Linked DNA regions of Homo sapiens: region 2 is linked to region 1. Evidence: chromatin loops called from intact Hi-C (ENCODE). Cell type or tissue: mammary epithelial cell. All regions are shown on one strand. Links, peaks and the distances in the headings refer to the core of each region. The heading gives the core; the rest is flanking DNA. Region 1 overlaps LOC107986567 (a long non-coding RNA gene). Region 2 overlaps HIVEP1 (HIVEP zinc finger 1).

Region 1 (8,527 bases), core at 448-8,447:
AAATAATAGCAGCAGCAAAAGTGGCCCAAAGGTGGGATCTGGGCCAAGCACAGCCCACAGAATTCCAAAGTCAGCCCTAGAGTTGCATCATGTTTAAAATCCCAAGTATCTCTGAGACTGTGGCTCCCAACATGTCCCCTCTGAGGAAGGGACCCAGGGGAAGGGTTCTGGGCTTAACAGGAAAACATGGCAAGCTGAGGCCTGGAATGTGAGTGGGCAGAGCCTCCTAAGTGGAGAGGAGCCATGTCCAAGCCAACAAGCTGGGCAGCCTGATTATGCCCCAGTAGGCTCTTGGCTGGCCTCCAGGAAGTTCTCCCTTTTACGTCAGCTGTTGAGGGAGGAGTAGGCACTCCCATTCTCAAGGCCAGTTCCAGAGGCAAGTGAGCCCTTGAAATTGGAATGAGACTTCTTTAGTGCAGACAGACGTCCTAGCATTTCAGAACTGTGTTTTATTGCATCCATGCAAGATGGTCAAAGAGGAAAAAGAAACCTTTAAAATTGCTTTAAAAATGCACAGGCTATATTTTGGCTAGATGGATACTTGTCCTGCTTTTTATTTGTTGCAATAAAATACACACAACATAAAACATATTTTAGTCATTTTAGGATATGCAGTTCAGTGGCATCAAGTTAACCCATAATATTCATAAGCATCACTGTCAACTAGTTCCAGGACACTTTCATTAACGTAAAAGAGAACTTGTTATCCATTAGCAGTCACTCTCCATTCCCACGTCCCCCCCAGCCCCTGGCAACCATGAATCTACTTTCTGTCTCTATGGATTTGCCTGTTTTGGATATTTCATTTAAGTGGAATCATACAGTATGTAGCCCTTTGTGTCTGACTTCTTTCACTTAGCATAATGTTTCTAAGATTCACAGAAAATGCAGCATGTATCAGTATTTCATTCCTTTAATGGTTGAATAATATTTCTTTTTAAGTAGATAACTCATTTTGTATATCCATTCATCAGTAAATGGACATTTGAGTTGTTTATGCCTTTTGGAAGTTGTGAATAGTGTTGTTGTAAATATTCATGTAAAGATTTTTGTTTGATTGTCTTTTTTCAGTTATTTTGAGTATATACCTAGGAGTGGAATTGCTGGGTTATATGATAATTCTGTGTTTAACTTATTAATGAACTCCCAAACTGTTTTCCACAGAGGCTGTACCGTTGTACACACTCACCAGTGGTACATGAGGATTCCAATTTCCCCAAATCCTTGCCAACATGGTGTTTTCTGCATTCTTAATTATCATTGCCATCCTAGTGAGTATGAAGTGGTGTCCATTCTGGGTTTGATTTGCATTCCCCTAATGACTCAGGATGCTGAGCATCTTTTCACGTGCTTTTTGGCTATTTGTATATCTTCTTTGGAGAAATGACTTTTCACGTCCTTTGCCCATTCTTAAATTGGATTTGTTGTTGTTGTTGTTGTTGTTGTTGTCAGAGGTTTTTTGTTTGTTTGTTTTGTTTTGTGTGTGTGTGTGTGTGTGTGTGTGTGTGTGTGTGTGTGTGGCTTTTTTTTTTTTTTGACGGAGTCTCGCTCTGTTGCCAGGCTGGAGTGCAGTGGCGCCATCTCAGCTCACTGCAACCTCCGCCTCCTGGGTTCAAGCGCTTCTTCTGCCTCAGCCTCCCAAGGAGATGGGACTACAGGCATGCACCACCACGCCCAGCTAATTTTTGTATTTTTAGTAGAGATGGGGTTTCACCATTTTGGCCAGGATGGTCTTGATGTCTTGATCTCGTGATCCGCCCACCTCGGCCTCCCAAAGTGCTGGGATTACAGGTGTGGGCCACCTCACCCGGCCGAGTTCTTTTTGTATATTCTGGATACTGGAACCTTACCAGACATGAGATTTATAAATATCCTCTCTCATTCTGTAGGTTATGTATTTACTGTCTTGATTGTCCTGTTTTTAAAGAGAACATACTAAACAAAGCACTTAGGTGCCATTGGGAAAAGAATACCAAACAGGATAGTAACAGGCATAAAAGTTTTGAGCTAAGGGAAGTCTCCTCACTGTCATTTGTTTTCTCTCCTGGCTATCAATAGACAGCTCATATCCAAAGCTTCCTTGAACTAACCATAGTGTGTTGGGTCGTTCTTGCACTGCTATAAAGAAATACCTGAGGCTGGGTAATTTATAAAGAAACGATGTTTAATTGGCTTATGGTTCTGCAGGCTACACAAGAATGATGCTGACGTCACCTGGCTTCGGGGAGGCCTCTGGAAGCTTACAATCATGGTGGAAGGAGAAGTGCAAGCAGGCCAAAGGAGAGGCAAGAGAAGGAAACTGCCACACACGTTTAAATGACCAGATCTCACAAGAACTCAGTTACGATTGCGAGGCAGTACCAAGGGGAGGGCGCTAAGCCATTCATGAGAAATCCACCCCCATGATCCAGTCACCTCCCACCAGGCCCCACAGCCAATATTGCGCATCACATTTCAACATGAGATTTAGGCAGGGACACACATCCAAACTATGTCATATAGCAACAATACATTGTGTGAAGACTCTATGTGCCAGCCACGGCTCATAGGTATGGGGATTTAGTAACACATGCCTTATGTGTATTTGTCTCCTGTTCTTGAAGATACCTTGCAATGTAAGGGTTATTATTTCTATTGTATAGATGAGGAAACTGAGAAGCAGATATGTTAATGAGTGGACAAAGACCTCACTGCTCACAAGTGGCAGAGTCAGGACCCAAACTCAGGTCTGTCTGACTTGAAAGCCAGAACTTATCCTACTCACTCACCAGTTTGGTACATTTTGCTCTGGGGTCCTTAGGGCCTCCATGAGTCCATTTGGGGCCTTTCTGGCCATAGAGAGGAGGACCAACAGAGGGTTTGGGTCTCTGGGGCCAGCACACACTTTAATTAGGGCAACCCTGCTTCGATCTCTTTTCTAATCTGTGACTTTTGAATATGATTGTGTTTGGGCAGGAAAAAAAAGAGAGGTTTCTGGTGCTTTAAAACATGTTTGAAATCCACTGCGAAATCATGTTACTTCATGGAAGAAAATCCCAAAGCTCTCGCAGCCTCTTGTAAAATAGAGGTTTCATTAAAGGATGGCTTTTTCTAAGCCTTATAGATAGAAACGTGGTATTGCATTTGTACACACTTGCAGTCACACATGTGCACAAATACACACACACACAACCTCCCTCCACTCCCCAATTCCTGCGCAGTCCAATTCCCTACTCCAGACAGAGGATGCCAGCTCCAGGGGAAGTTGCCTCTGAACGCCCACTCACCAGAAAAAAAAGGTGGCTCTTGCCAGCAATTGCACCCACACTTCCCAGCAGTCCTGGCTGTTGCCATTCATTGGTCAGGTATGATGCTGCCTGCTCACCTTTGACAGCCTTCCCAGCAGCCAACCAGCCCAGAGAGTCTCCAAACCAGAGCCACCATTCTTGCGAAGTGAGTTCCCACCCACCCGAGAGGGAGATCCTTAGCTCCTCATCATCGCCAGTCATGATGATGAGATACTCTGGAAGACATCCATTCTGTGGAAACCCCACAAGGTGAGGCCACGTCTAAATAGCTTACAGGTGAGTGTCCTTCCTCCCTGCCTGACCACTGGCTTGGATGGAGAGGCGGTTGCATGGCCAGGTGAGGGGGCCGCGGGGCTGTGCACTCCCACATCACATTTCTGATTTTCCAGACAGCATGTCTCAGCAGGGTGCTGATCTGGGCCTGGAAATCCCCGTCCAGAGTGTTGATCTCTGTCTTGAGCTCTTTGCATTTCCCTTGTTAGGAGATTAGGGCTGTCCGACAAGTTCGTCGGAGGTTATTGCAGGCGTCTGAGGTGCCAGTGTGGGAGGGTGAACAGTTGCCGAGAGGGTGAGGGGCTTTGAAGTGGGTGGGCAGGAAGGTGGATTTGTGAAGTTTCTCAGAACTGCAACTTGGTTTTCTGAAAATTTATCCTGTGCGCCAATAAATTGTTGCCAGATGTCTGCTCCAATACAGTTCTAGCGTGAGATCACATGAAGACATTTAATGCCATTAACTGCTTTGGTCAGAAATGAGGAAGGGGTGCTGGGGAGGCTTCCTGCCCACTAGGTAAATTGGGATCCAAGAGCAGAAAGCCTTTTTTTTCTTCCATTCCTAGTTTTCTATAGCTTAAACACATATAGGACATTTTATTTCATTTTGCTCTCAAACATTACCCAACTCACCGTGGCGATTTATTAACAAACTCCTAAGGTAGACAGTGATTCCTGGACCCTTAGGCCCTGACAATGACAAAAGGGGCTCACAACCTGCAGAAAGAAACTGCCGAACAGGCAGGTGCCAGCAAGTTGTGTTTTCCAAATCATTGGCAGGTGCTTCTCATCTCTTAACCCCTGCCAGTGGCTTGCCTGTGAACCACTCCTTCTCTAATGTAGCCTAAACTTTCCCAAGTTTCCAACCACTGAAGTCACTGGTAGATTCACCACCCAATATGGGGCTCCTGCTACTGCAGGCCACTGGTAAGATACAGATAGCATTGCAGACTCAGAGGCTGAGGGATCTCCCTCTGAAGACCTAGATAATGCAAATCCAATGAGACGCAGATGAGAGCAAGCCGGGCTTTGTCCTGCCCTGTGCTGCCTTGGTGCACACACCCACGCCTGGCTACGCCCGACTCACCTATCCAGATGAGCAGCGGCAGCCCCAGGCAGAGGTCATTTGCAATCTTCCACAGCTGTGGAACATTGAATGCCATGAAGTTTAGAAAACGCCCCTTTCTCTCTCTCACCTATTTTCCTTTAGAAGCCTAGGGGTCCAATTGTAATTGAGTTTTTTCTTTACAATCAGGGAGTTTTTTCTTTACAATCTTTACCCTGATACAGAATAAAACGAAGGGTTTTAGCACAGCCCAGCCTGCATGGTTTCCCAGCATCTCAGGTATTTACACATGTGGTGGTGCCTAGTCTTTTGGTGGCGTGATCCAGCAGGGAGTCATGGAGGAGGGGAGAGGACACCTCCCCCGCCCCCATATCCCCACACTATTGGCTGCTCCCCCTGCCACTCAGCAAAGCCTGACAACCCTCTGCTACCCTCGCCACAGCTCCTCTTCACTTGCCAGGGATGAAATCAGCCCACAGGCACCTAGTGTGAACCCAAACGTATCTGAGACAGATCTCAATCCGTTCAGAAAGTTTATTTTGCCAAGTTTAAGGATGCACCCTTGACACAGCCTCAGGAGGTCCTGACATGTTCCCAAGGTAGTCAGGGCACCCACGCCTGGTTTTATACATTTTGGGGAGACATGAAACATCAATCAATATGTGTAAGGTGTACATCGGTTTGGTCCGGAAGGGCGGGACAAGTTGAAGCAGGGGAGGGGGCTTCCAGGGCATAGGTAGCTAAAAGACAAATGGTTGCATTCTTTTGAGTCTCTGATTAGCCTTTCACTGAATACACAATTTACCTGTGAGAGGAGAAGAGAGGAATAATCACTATGCCTTAGTTTGGAAACAACAGGGCAAAGGAAGCCATCAGATATGCATTTGTCTCACTTGGGCAGAGGGATGACTTTGAGGTCCGTCTGTCCTTTGTCCACAAGGAATTTTCTTGTTAGCGAATCATGAAGCAGTTATCTCATTGTAGCTATCTTATTTAGGACGAAGTGGGAGGAAGGTCCCAGCTTGACTTCCCTTTGGCTTACTCATTGTGGGCTCCTGAGATTTATTTTCCTTTCACACTGACAAACACTGAAAACCATCCCAAGACACAAGAAAGGGGAAAATGAGTTTTCCTGGGGGTACATGGAAGCCCCAGAAGGAAGGAGACAGCAGGGCGAAGTGGCAGAGCGGTCCATGACAGTAGGTCAAGGCACTGAAAGTAAACCATCTATATCATGATTTTTTGGAATGTCCTAGCTGTTAGGTCTTCCTATTGAACCAAACTGACAAATCTCAGGGATCCTGGGCTAGAAATCCCATGGATTTGATTTAGAATGATCTCCAGAAAACTGTTCCCTGAGGACTAACAAGATTTCAACCGGCAGCAAATAATAGATTTACACTTGAGGGTATGCCCTTCACGGAATCAGGAAGCTAGAACTGCCCCCCGCTCACATCGTGTGAGTCTCCCTAAAGCTTTGCTGCAGCTCTGAACTTTCGTAACACAGGCCGCAGGCATCATTTCACAATGATCACAGAGCACAATTGTATACCATGTGTTAGACATATAAAATATGGTTAGTGCAAACATGCTCACTAAATTAACTATGGCTTGCCAAATTAATTCCTGTAAGCAAAGAGAAAGAAATTCAATTTTCTAACCAATTATGCTTATTGATTTCTCAAGGTTAGGCCTCAAAGAAAAATGCAGAAAGGGTAAAAATTGCCATAGGACTTTATGAAGAAACTGTATTTGAAATATGATTTTATTTCTACTTCAGCAATAACTGTCATTCACTTTATCTATCAGTAGATCTGGGGTCTCACTTTTAGGAGAAGGTGTATTGTGTGTTCACACTGGGATACAGACAGATCTGGGTATGTTTAGGATCTGAGGAATAGGCTTACAGATTTGGGGTCTTAAGAGCTTTTTAGTAAATAAATTATCCAACTCCTCCCCACAACCCAAATTAAGTAACTCATCTGTAGCAAGTAGCAAAATGTACACCTGGAAGTCTGTCTTGTGATCCCTACATTCTTTCGGTGCCACAGTAATATGTTTACCTTGTGATCATAATTCACACTTGACCTAAATCTCATTGTGAACCAGGAACCAAGATGTCCATTTTAAAACATTCTTTTTTGAGGGGGCACAAATGGCACATTTGTTAACAAGACACGAATTTAGAAATAATTCTTTGGAGGTGTAAGATTGAAAAGGTGTAATTTATAAAGTGTCATTTAATTTATTAAAATATGTGCATTCAAAACAAACTTCCACTTTGAGAGAGACAAAAGGAAAACCAATTCTGTTTAGCACCTTTGGTAGAAACCCGGCCTCATGTTTGCACACACCCACTCCCGCACCCACACACCCTCCTTCCATTGCCCTATCCCTACCAATTCTGTGACAAAGGTCAAGCTTTTGAGCATGGTCACCATGTAATAAAGTCTGGACTATTTCACCCAATGCCAAGGTTGCTTTGGCAACCACCATTCTCATGCCTCCAATATTTCCTGGGGTATAAGCACAGCCTGACCCCAGACGGCCTGTGTGGGTGGTGCTGTGGGGGAGGGGTCTTATTACAAATGGTGATTATTGTCCCCTCCGCAGACCTATTAAATCAGAATCTCTTGGGGAGGGATCAGAAATCTCATTTTGTGTTTTTTCTTGTTGTTGTTATTGTTGAGACAGAGTCTTGCTCTTTCACCCAGGCTGGAGTGCTGTGGTGTTATCTCAGCTCACTGCAGTTTCAAGCTCCTGGGCTCAAGTGATCTTACCTCAGCCTTCTGAGTAGCTGGGACTCCAGGTATGTACCACCATGCTCGGCTAATTTTAAAAATTAATTTTTTTTTTTTTTTTTTGCAAAGATGGGATCTCACTATATTGCTCAGGCTGGTCTTAAACTCCCATCCTCAAGTGATCCTCCTGCCTCGGTCTCCAAAGTGCTGGGATTATAGGTGTGAGCCACCGCACCTGGCTAAGAATCCTGTTTTTTTTTTTAACAAGTTCTCTAAGTAATTCTTCTGCACAATAATGTTTGGTAACCACTTCCAGAAGATTGCAAATAAATTGATTTGTAAAGGAACTGGACCCAAGGCCTTGACTTCAGGCTCATATTTATCTCAGCAACTGGGCTGTAGTCTCTACCACCATCCTCCAACAGCCCAATGACAAGAAAAAGAAATGCTCAAAAATGTGATTAAATGGGAAGCAACAGAATAGGTGAAAGAAAAATCCGAGTAACAAATGCTAGACTGCTGAAAGTGGAATGGTTTTTAACTCTCCTCAGTGACTCAAAGACATCCAAGCCATCATTACTTGCAGAGCCGTTCTGGTTTGGGTAACCAGTAGTATTGACATACATATATACTTTAATGTGGATGCTGACCTAAGTCAAATGAACCATGAGAACAGCAAAATGAAGCAAAATAAAAAGTAACAGTGGGATTCTTCTTCAAATAAATATGCCTTATTAATGTATGGATTGTCAGTAATTACCAATAAATATATAAATATAGGGGACACAGCTCGAAATTTTTTACTGATAAGGGTGCATAGTCAAAAGTATTCAGGACTTTGATAGTGGAGATCGATTTGAAAGGTAAAAAAGTTAATTACAATATGGTGCTAATATATGGTCATACATGACCAATCTTAGAAGATATCTGTGTTTTAATAGAAAATGAGGCTTAGTCTGAAGGAATCCATCTTCGGTGGTGAATTTTGGGCTCTCTGGTTGGCAGGTAGATGAGCTATGAGGCAGAGAAGCTTTTACCAGGATAATTATATCCAGTAAGAAACTTCTAGTGGTTCTTAACCACACCCTTGGCTGGGATCAGGAATTCAAGACAGTTATGATTTTTCAGTGGTCACCCAATCACCTTTCCTTCTCCAGTGGGAT
Region 2 (8,527 bases), core at 165-8,164, 220 kb before region 1:
GGGCAAGCAAGAGACTAGAAGACTAGCCAGGGACTTACTAGGGAGTTCTGGTAGGTGAGCCACTTACAGTGTGCTGGGTAAACTCTCCACATGTATCCCAGGTTAACCAGAGACTCTGCACATGTGTCACCAACACTAGGGCAGTCTCCTAACCTCTGCACACTCCTGGGCCACAGAGCCTGGGCATACACACACAAAGAAGACATAAGAGGGTCCAGCTGAAAGTTAAAGCCAGGACAGATGTGAGAACTGCCTGTGATTTGAAAGTGCTCCCCAGCCCACACACAGACCCACAGGCAGAGAGTCAAGGTTCAGACTGACTCACAATTAAGCTCTGATCTACCTTTGGCTTTAAAACAAAACTACACAGGGTAACCCTCTAGGAAGCTAGGATTTAAAGTAAAACATAAGAAAACAAAAAAAACAAACAAACGAAAGCAAACCTGGGCAGAGCCATCAGCAGCCACACAACATGAGAGAAATAGCCTTCACATATTTAGTCCAGAAAAGCTACTAAACCAAAAAATAACTCACAAGGGAGCAAGGATCAGAATCCACAGTTGCTACAATCTATTATCTTAAATGTAAAATATTCAACAAAAAATTGGAGACATGAAGAGAAATAAGAAAGTGTGACCCATACTCAGGGGAAAAATTGAGTCAATAGAAAGTATCTCTAGTATCCCCAAATGCTGGATTTAATAGGATGAGATTTCATAGTAGCTATTATATGTTCAAAGAACTGAAGGGAACCATATTTAAAGAATTAAAGTATGATTATAACAACAAATAGAATCTCAATAAAGTGATAGAAATTATTTTAAAAAGAGACAGAGAAGCAAATAGAAATTCTAGAGTTGAAAAGTAAAGTAAGTGAAATGAAAAATTTACTAGAGGGACTCAACCGCAAATCTGAACTGGTACGAGAAACAATCCATATATTTGAAGATAGCTCAATGAAAAGTATCCAATCTGAGGAACAGAAAAAAATTAAAGAGATATTAACAGACCCTCAGAGACCTGTGGAACAACAAACATAAAAATAAATGTGTGATTAGAGAAAAGAAAGGTACAGAAAAAATATATGAAGAAATAATGGCCAAAAACTCCCCAAATTTGATAAAACAAAAATACTGATCTACATATCCAAGAAGTTCAATAAAATTCCAAATAAGATAAACACAAAGAAATCCACAACTAAGCACATCACATTCAAATTGGAGAAAGATGAGAAACAAATGGAAAGAACCATGAAAGAAACAATTCATCTTGCAAAGAAAACAAACACAACACAATAAACAGCTGACTTCTCAGAAGTAACAGAGGCCAGAGAATAGTGGATGTTCAGAGTTCAGAAAGAAAAACAACAAAACCCTATCAACCAAGAATTCTATATCCAGAAAATTATGCTTCAAAACGGAAGGAAAAATAAAGACATTCCATAAATATTAAAAAAGCAACGTTGCTGCTAGAAGACCTGACTTTCAAGAAATGCTACATGAAATATTTCAGGTTGAATAAAAGTGGTACAGGATGATAACCTGAATCCATAGAAGAAGAGGAGAGTGCTAGAAACAATAAATATGTAGGTATATGTAAGACCTATTAGTATGTTTCTCATTTCTTCTCTTAAATTATTTTTAAAAAAGATTGTGTAAAGGAGTGATTTAACACTGTGTAACCTGCTTTATAATATAAAGGGATTAAGCATATATCACAATAATAGCATAAAAGGAGAAAGAAAAGGAGATACTGGAGAAAAGTTTCTATATTTTACCAGAGTTCAGTTAGTATTACTCTCAAGTAGGCAGTGATACTTTAAGATGCATATTATAATCTCTAGGGCAACCACTAAGAAAATTAATCAAAAGTATAGTAAAAACAAAAAAGAAAGAGAAATCAAAATCATACACTAAAAAATTTAACACAAAAGAAGGCAATTAAGGAAGTACAGAGGAACAAAAGTATGAAGCAAACAGAAAAGGCAAAATCACAGATATAAATTCAGTAATAATAATAAATTACATCAATGTGATGGAATAAACACCCACCCAAAAGGCAGATTGTCGGACTGGATGAAAAAGCAATCGCGGCAACACGCTGTCCACAAAAGACACACCTGCAACAGTGGCAGAGGTTCAAAGAAACAAAAAGTTCAACGTGAAAGAACAGGAACACACATGCCATGCAAACAATAACCCTAGTCTCTATAGTAATATCAAGTAAAATAGGTGTTAATGGCCAGCTTGACCTGAGACTTCTAGAACACTCTATGTAACCACAGATTTGTATGGGATTGCTTACAGCAACATTATTCACACAAGCCAAACACTGAAAACAATACAAATGTCCATCAAACGAGTGAATGAATCAATACAATCAGTGCATTTATATAAGAGAATATTATGTAGCGATAAAAGGTAAGGAAGATCCTGATACATGCTACGACACAGATTAATCTCAAACAATGAAAAAAAGCTACATGTAAAAACTATATACTGTATGATTCTACTTATTAAATGTCCAGAATAGGCAAATGTAAAGAGCCAGAAAACAGACCAGCAATTGCCTGCAGCTGACAGTGGGAGCAAGGATTGGTTGCAAATAAGCTCAAGGAAATTTTGGGGGTGACAGACATGTTCTAAAACTGGACTGTGGTAAAGGTTTCCCAACTCTATAAATTTACTAAACACACTGAATCATACACTTAAAACGGGTGAATTTTATTGCATGTAAATTATGTCTTAATAAAGCTGTAAAACAAATACAGTATACAGTAGTATAACTAAGGCAGTAAACTGGAGACTGAAAAAGGTAATCTTTCCATGAAGGAGCATATCCATCAAATACAACTTATTGCAAACCCTAGCTCTTCCAAGAAGATATTAACATGAATGCTGAATATATAACTCATCACACGTATGGCATTAATTCCATCAAAACATGATAGATCAACCTAAACTGTCAACATACAGAAGGATAAATAAAGCATTTAACCCCTTGGCTATGCAGTCATACATCTCCTTACATATGTTAACTGAGTATTTCCTTATATGCTCACTCATCAAATATTCATACAGCTGTCTAGACTTTCACGTGAAGCCATTATGGCCTTTATGTCTTCAACTATAAATTTCCTGGAAGACAGGGACAGAGGTGGTGAACTCCACAACATGTCCAACACCTCAGAGCCGGGCCACAGAAGTCCAGACGGGCTTATAAGTGACAGCCACCAAAGTGGCCCTCTGATTCCACCATACTTCATGACCACTATGGGCTCTTCCTGTCGCTGGGAAAGGAAACATGTTAACAGTTACCGATTCTCATACTATTTTGAGCCACGTGCTAACACCAGCATGGACCAAAATAAAGAGGTTAACGATCCAATTCATCTGTGGAGAATTAACATGCTTTCCAAAGTATTCCCCAAACAACTCAACAGTTATCATGAGCTCAACTGAGCCTATCCTTAAATTTAAACTTAAGCAAAATAAATTAAAACAAAACCATAACACGAAAATATCATTTACTTACTCTCATCCCACTACCCCAAAACCACCAGAAAAAAAGAATTATTAGGATATTACAGAAAGTGTTGTAGGGACTACTGAGAATTCAAACATATTGGATGTTTAAACATGTTTCCCACAACCTAAGGACAAATTATAATGCTTAATGTGCTAGCAGCAATTATCAATCACTCAGATGACCTGGTCCCATTCTCAAGACCTGGCACTCCACTCACAGGGGAAGACCTTCCTTGTAGGGCTCATTTGTCAGAAGGCGCACCTCTCAAAGACAGCTCTATTTTGCTGAATAACAGTCCTTCACAAGACGTTTCATGTACAGCATTGGAAATGGATTGCCTGCAGTAGTTTTCTACCAAGTTGAGTTAAATACAAAGGTGACTAGATGGAGACAGTACAATTTAAAAAAGGAGAGTACGCTACCTGACTCAACAGGTGGCTCCCTAACAATCTAATCCTTTTGGGTTGAGACCCATGACCTTGGTATCAGAAAATCAAGAACTAAATATTTCTGGCAAGACTAACTTGACCTCTAAGGCTTTCCCTTCATTTTAAAACCACAAGTAAGTGGACTTCTTCCCAACCAAATGTGAATTCCCTTATGCTTGGCAGGCAGCGGACCCTCACATACTAACTAAAGCAGTACCTAGGTTCCCCTAATAATAATTCATTCCTACAGCAATCCTCCACAGAAAGATAAAGCATTCTCATTTATTCCCAAACAGAAAAGGGTTTACAAATAAATGTGTTAACTCTCTATTTCCCAGGCAGGATTTGGCAAACTTTTCTGTAAAGCATTAAATAGTAAATATTTTAGGCTTCGTGACCACAAACAGCCACTCAACTCTGCCACTGTTGCATGAAAGAAGCCATGGTCAGTATGTAAATAAATGGGCATGGCTATGTTTCTATAAAACTTTATTTACAAAAACAGGTGGAGGATTGGATTTAGTCAGGATTTACTGATCCCTAGAATAACAGCCATTTACAACTAAAAAGTAAATTGCAGATCAACATCACCCCTACCAACCCCTAACCACCTTGTTCTCTAAGAAGAAACTAAAGATATTTGCTCAAAGCCATATTACTCTTTTGCTGGTTTATTCATACACATGATGATCTTCTGAAATAGGAAAAACAATAAAAAATGGCTGCCTCATTCTTTTAAACTGTTACCAGTTTCCTGGGTGTCAACAAATCATACTGACCTTGGGTGAAGGTTGTTTTTTAATGTTAACATAAAAGATACTGCCTAGCCACCGAACGATCTTCTTTAAATACTTATGACCTTATGACCCACCTGGCAGTATAAAAGACCTTGACCTGGTAATTTTATAATTACCATAAACAGAAACCAAACACATTAAATCTAATAAGTTTCCTTTCCTCTTTTCTTCCTTAGAGTTTCAAGTTCACTGGGAAATCCACTCTAACCAAGCAATCTAAACCAACAATCACTTCTGCGTAATTTTTCCCCCATTCATTCTTCTACCAAAGTCTAAAAACAACTTACTTTCTCTGCCAATATATCCTTCCTGTCTTTAAAAACCCGTCTCAAAACTCCTCCTCATTCAGGTTTTAGTTAAGAAGAAAGTTGACTCCTCCGCGAGGTATTTCCTCATTGCTTTACTCCACTCCAATTATTTTTTGCTCCACTTTCCCTTGGGGAATTCCATACTGCACATACTAGCCTGAAATTATATTTGTTCCTTTATGTTGCTCTTAGATCTTTTATTTTCCTGTGTTTGGAGACACAATGTATTAAAAACTCTAAGAGGGCAGGTACAAGATTTTTTGTCTAGGCATAGCCTACTAGCATTTTCACTGCTCCCGGAAGACAAACAGAATTCTCTATGATCCCTTAAAAATTGTTCTTTTTTTTTTTTTTGATATGGGGTTTCACTCTTGTTGCCCAGGCTGGAATGCAATGGTGTGGTCTTAGCTCACTGCAAACTCTGCTTCCCAGGCTCAAGCGATTCTCCTGCCTTAGCCTCCCAAGTGGCTGGGATTAGAGGGACCTGCCACCAAGCCCAGCTAATTTTTTTATTTTTAGTAGGGACAGGGTTTCGCCATGTTGGCCAGGCTGGTCTTGAACTCCTGACCTCAGGTGATCCACCTGCTTCGGCCTCCCAAAGTGCTGGGATTACAGGCGTGAGCCATCGAGCTTGGCCAACGATGGTTATTTGCCCTTTACCTGCAGTGTGGAAGAAGAGTGCCCATACGTCTAAAATAGCATGCTTTTTCCATATCCTACTGTACCTACCACATGAAGACAAATTATAGAATGTTATCTACTTTATTTTGCTTAGAATTTTAATGTTTTCACGTTAGTTTCCCCAGAAATATTTTCTAAGCCTTCAGGTCCGAAATTTCAACTGTTAGGCGGAGATTCCCACTTAAACACTGCCATTCTCCATTTTAAGTAAAACATCTCTACTTCCAACTATAAAATTAAGCAAATCATGTAAGCAAACGTCTTGGATGAGACAACTATTCTTTCCCTCTTAAAGAGCTTGGAAATTCCCTAGACTGTTTGTGATAGCAAATCTAACTTGGAATAATATATACATATACAACTTGAAATAGATTCTAAACAATTAAAGGCTTAAGAAAAAAAAAATCCTTCAAATTCTGACCTCCTGAATAACCTCAGCTCTGTGTGCTATGCTTAGCAAGTTAACTGGGATGGAGAGCATTTCTAAACTCTTACTAATCAGGAAAGAACTTTCTACTATCAACATCAGCAAGTATAAGCATGATGGTTAGAAGCAAAAGCACTGCAGACTCCTAGCTATGTGACCCTGGGCAAATAGCAATCTTTCTGTGCCTCATTTCCACATCTATAAAATGGGAATCATAAAAGTACCTGTCTCAGGTAGCTGTAGGAATCAAATGAGAAAACATGAAAAGCCCTCTGAACAGAGCCTAGTAGAGACCTGTGGAAAGGTTCGCCCTTTTTATCATCGTAAGACCTATATAAAACCACCTCCCTCTTGCCACTGGGCCTTCCCATCTGCAGAATGAGGAGGCTGAACTAAATGACCTCCAAGGTCCATCCTTCCTGCTGTAAAATGTGTAATTCTCTCAGAGAGGCGCACAAGAACCCAGCAACACAAGGGAGAGCCTTGGTTCACTCCTGGCGTGGCTTAACCAACCACCTTCCAAGTCCCTGTGTATCAGCCCAGTTTATTTTTCTCTTTATCTTTAAACTATCAAATACCACCCTAATTGTATATTTAACCTATTTCCATCTGGATACTATATTAAGCAGTTGTATGCTCACCCTATCTTTTTCTTCACTGGCAAATCTGAAAGAATTTGAAGATAAACCTATGTAAGCACACTTCAAAGTACAAAATAACAAGTATGCTTGGTTAAATTCATACTCTAGTCACACAGGCACACAGAAATTCTGTGGACAGAAACACATAAGGACCATAAAAATCAAGCTTTGTATTAAGTAGGTGTAACTCTTAAATCGTATGGTTCCAATTCATGCTTAGGGACTGCTATCTCATTACACAGCAGCCAACCGTTTTGTTATCACTTTCTATTTTTTCAATATGTTTGCATCACAGCACAGCCTTAGAATATTTTCTAGAACAAAATTCATCATAGAAAATTTCTAAAAACCTTTTGACAACTTCTCATTAAAATTGTAAAAAAAAAAAAAAAAAAATCAAAATCAATGCAACTGTATACCAAATGTAAGCCTAAAGCCTCATGATCAAAAAGAGCTTCTTTCTCAAAGAATGACTTGAGCACTGAGAAGAAAGGTCTCTCTTTGGTTATAAGTTTTTGTGCTATAGTGAACAATGGTTAACAGTATAACAGCATCACCTGTAATGAGCATAGTATTAATATGCAGAAGAGTACTGCAAAAATGTTTTTAAAGAGTTAAATATGTACATGAAAAAGTAAAGCACTTAATTTATTCATAAAATATTTTTCTGCATAATACAAGAATCAACTTTAGCCCAGACTTGCTCAAATTATCACCATTTTAAATGTGAAGCTTAAAAATGTTTTTCTATGATAGGAGATTTTACACAAATTATGTATTTTTCCGTTCTATGGTAAGATAAGATTGTACCTCATCAGAACATATTTTGTACAAAAATGTTCTAAAATAAAATCATTACTCTGGTTAATCATATTACTACATTTTGTATTTGCTTTTAAAAAGAAGCATTTGGCTAACGTTAATAAGCATTCAGAAAGCATCAAATAAGCTCTCAACATGAGCCGAAAAATAATTATCTGCAAAAAAAAAGGAGGCTTGCTATGTTAACTCCATTTTCATATTTTTATCCTCCTCAAACTAAGCACTGTCAGCTATCTACATGATCGCTCCTAGTAACTTTTTCACCCATATTAACAAAAACTATTTTTTAAATTATTACTTATTTCCTTTCTAGCTACAATATAGAGAATTTCTTTTGTTTTTGTTTTTGAAATAAGCCATGGGGTTGTTTCCACTACAAGATTTTTGATTTCTCAAATCTTAAGGCTGTCAGCATGGAACTGCTGACCTAACATTCAAATGTGAAAAACGATGCTTAAACAGCTGGAATTCCATCTGAAAATCATCAAAATTAAACCTACTCCACTTATCAGCTCAACAAGATAATCCCTACATAACAAGTAAACGTAAGATTTTATTCCTGGTAGTAGACTTTGTAAAATAACCACTGGAGTAGGCCCACAATTGATAGCAAATGAAAACATTCATCTTAATCAGATTAATTCTGAAACCCCGGCTGGGCTTCTCTTGTGTCACACAGAAGCGGAGGAGGGGACAGAGAGATGGCTGCCATCTTGGAACCTAAGGAGAGCACTTCACTTCAATCCCGCGTGATCTGTGACACCGACATTTTTTAAAAGAGTTCAACAATAAAACAGAAGCCCTCAGAATCTGTTTCTTGAGAACTAAGTGAAGACAAATATTCTGTTTAACCTCATCTAACACTGTCAAAAAACGAGGCAAGGCTTAAATGAAT

What was found. Peaks named below come from ENCODE experiments on the same cell type or tissue, not always from the same donor. Only the 100,000 strongest peaks of a DNase experiment are listed, where the experiment ranks them.
Region 2: a loop joins it to region 1, with 2.9 times the contacts of the local background. A loop is called at or near these places in 4 of 110 quality-filtered maps.

Annotation. Positions count from the first base shown.
Region 1 is chr6:11,801,920-11,810,446 of GRCh38, reverse strand. LOC107986567 (a long non-coding RNA gene) reads left to right here. Exons shown (of 3, transcript XR_001743970.2): 2 at 1,165-1,271; 3 at 2,188-3,807. LOC124901257 (a long non-coding RNA gene) reads right to left here and starts at 363. Exons shown (of 2, transcript XR_007059451.1): 1 at 1-363. In mammary epithelial cell, for the core only: a CTCF peak has its summit at 3,607; DNase peaks (open chromatin) are centred at 3,536, 4,596 and 4,986; H3K4me3 peaks cover 1,550 bases; H3K27ac peaks cover 4,056 bases.
Region 2 is chr6:12,022,929-12,031,455 of GRCh38, reverse strand. The region is part of intron 2 of HIVEP1 (HIVEP zinc finger 1); the gene reads right to left. Among named protein-coding and RNA genes, the nearest start is that of HIVEP1, 15 kb to the right of the region's middle. In mammary epithelial cell, for the core only: no CTCF peak of the experiment used is centred there; no DNase peak of the experiment used is centred there.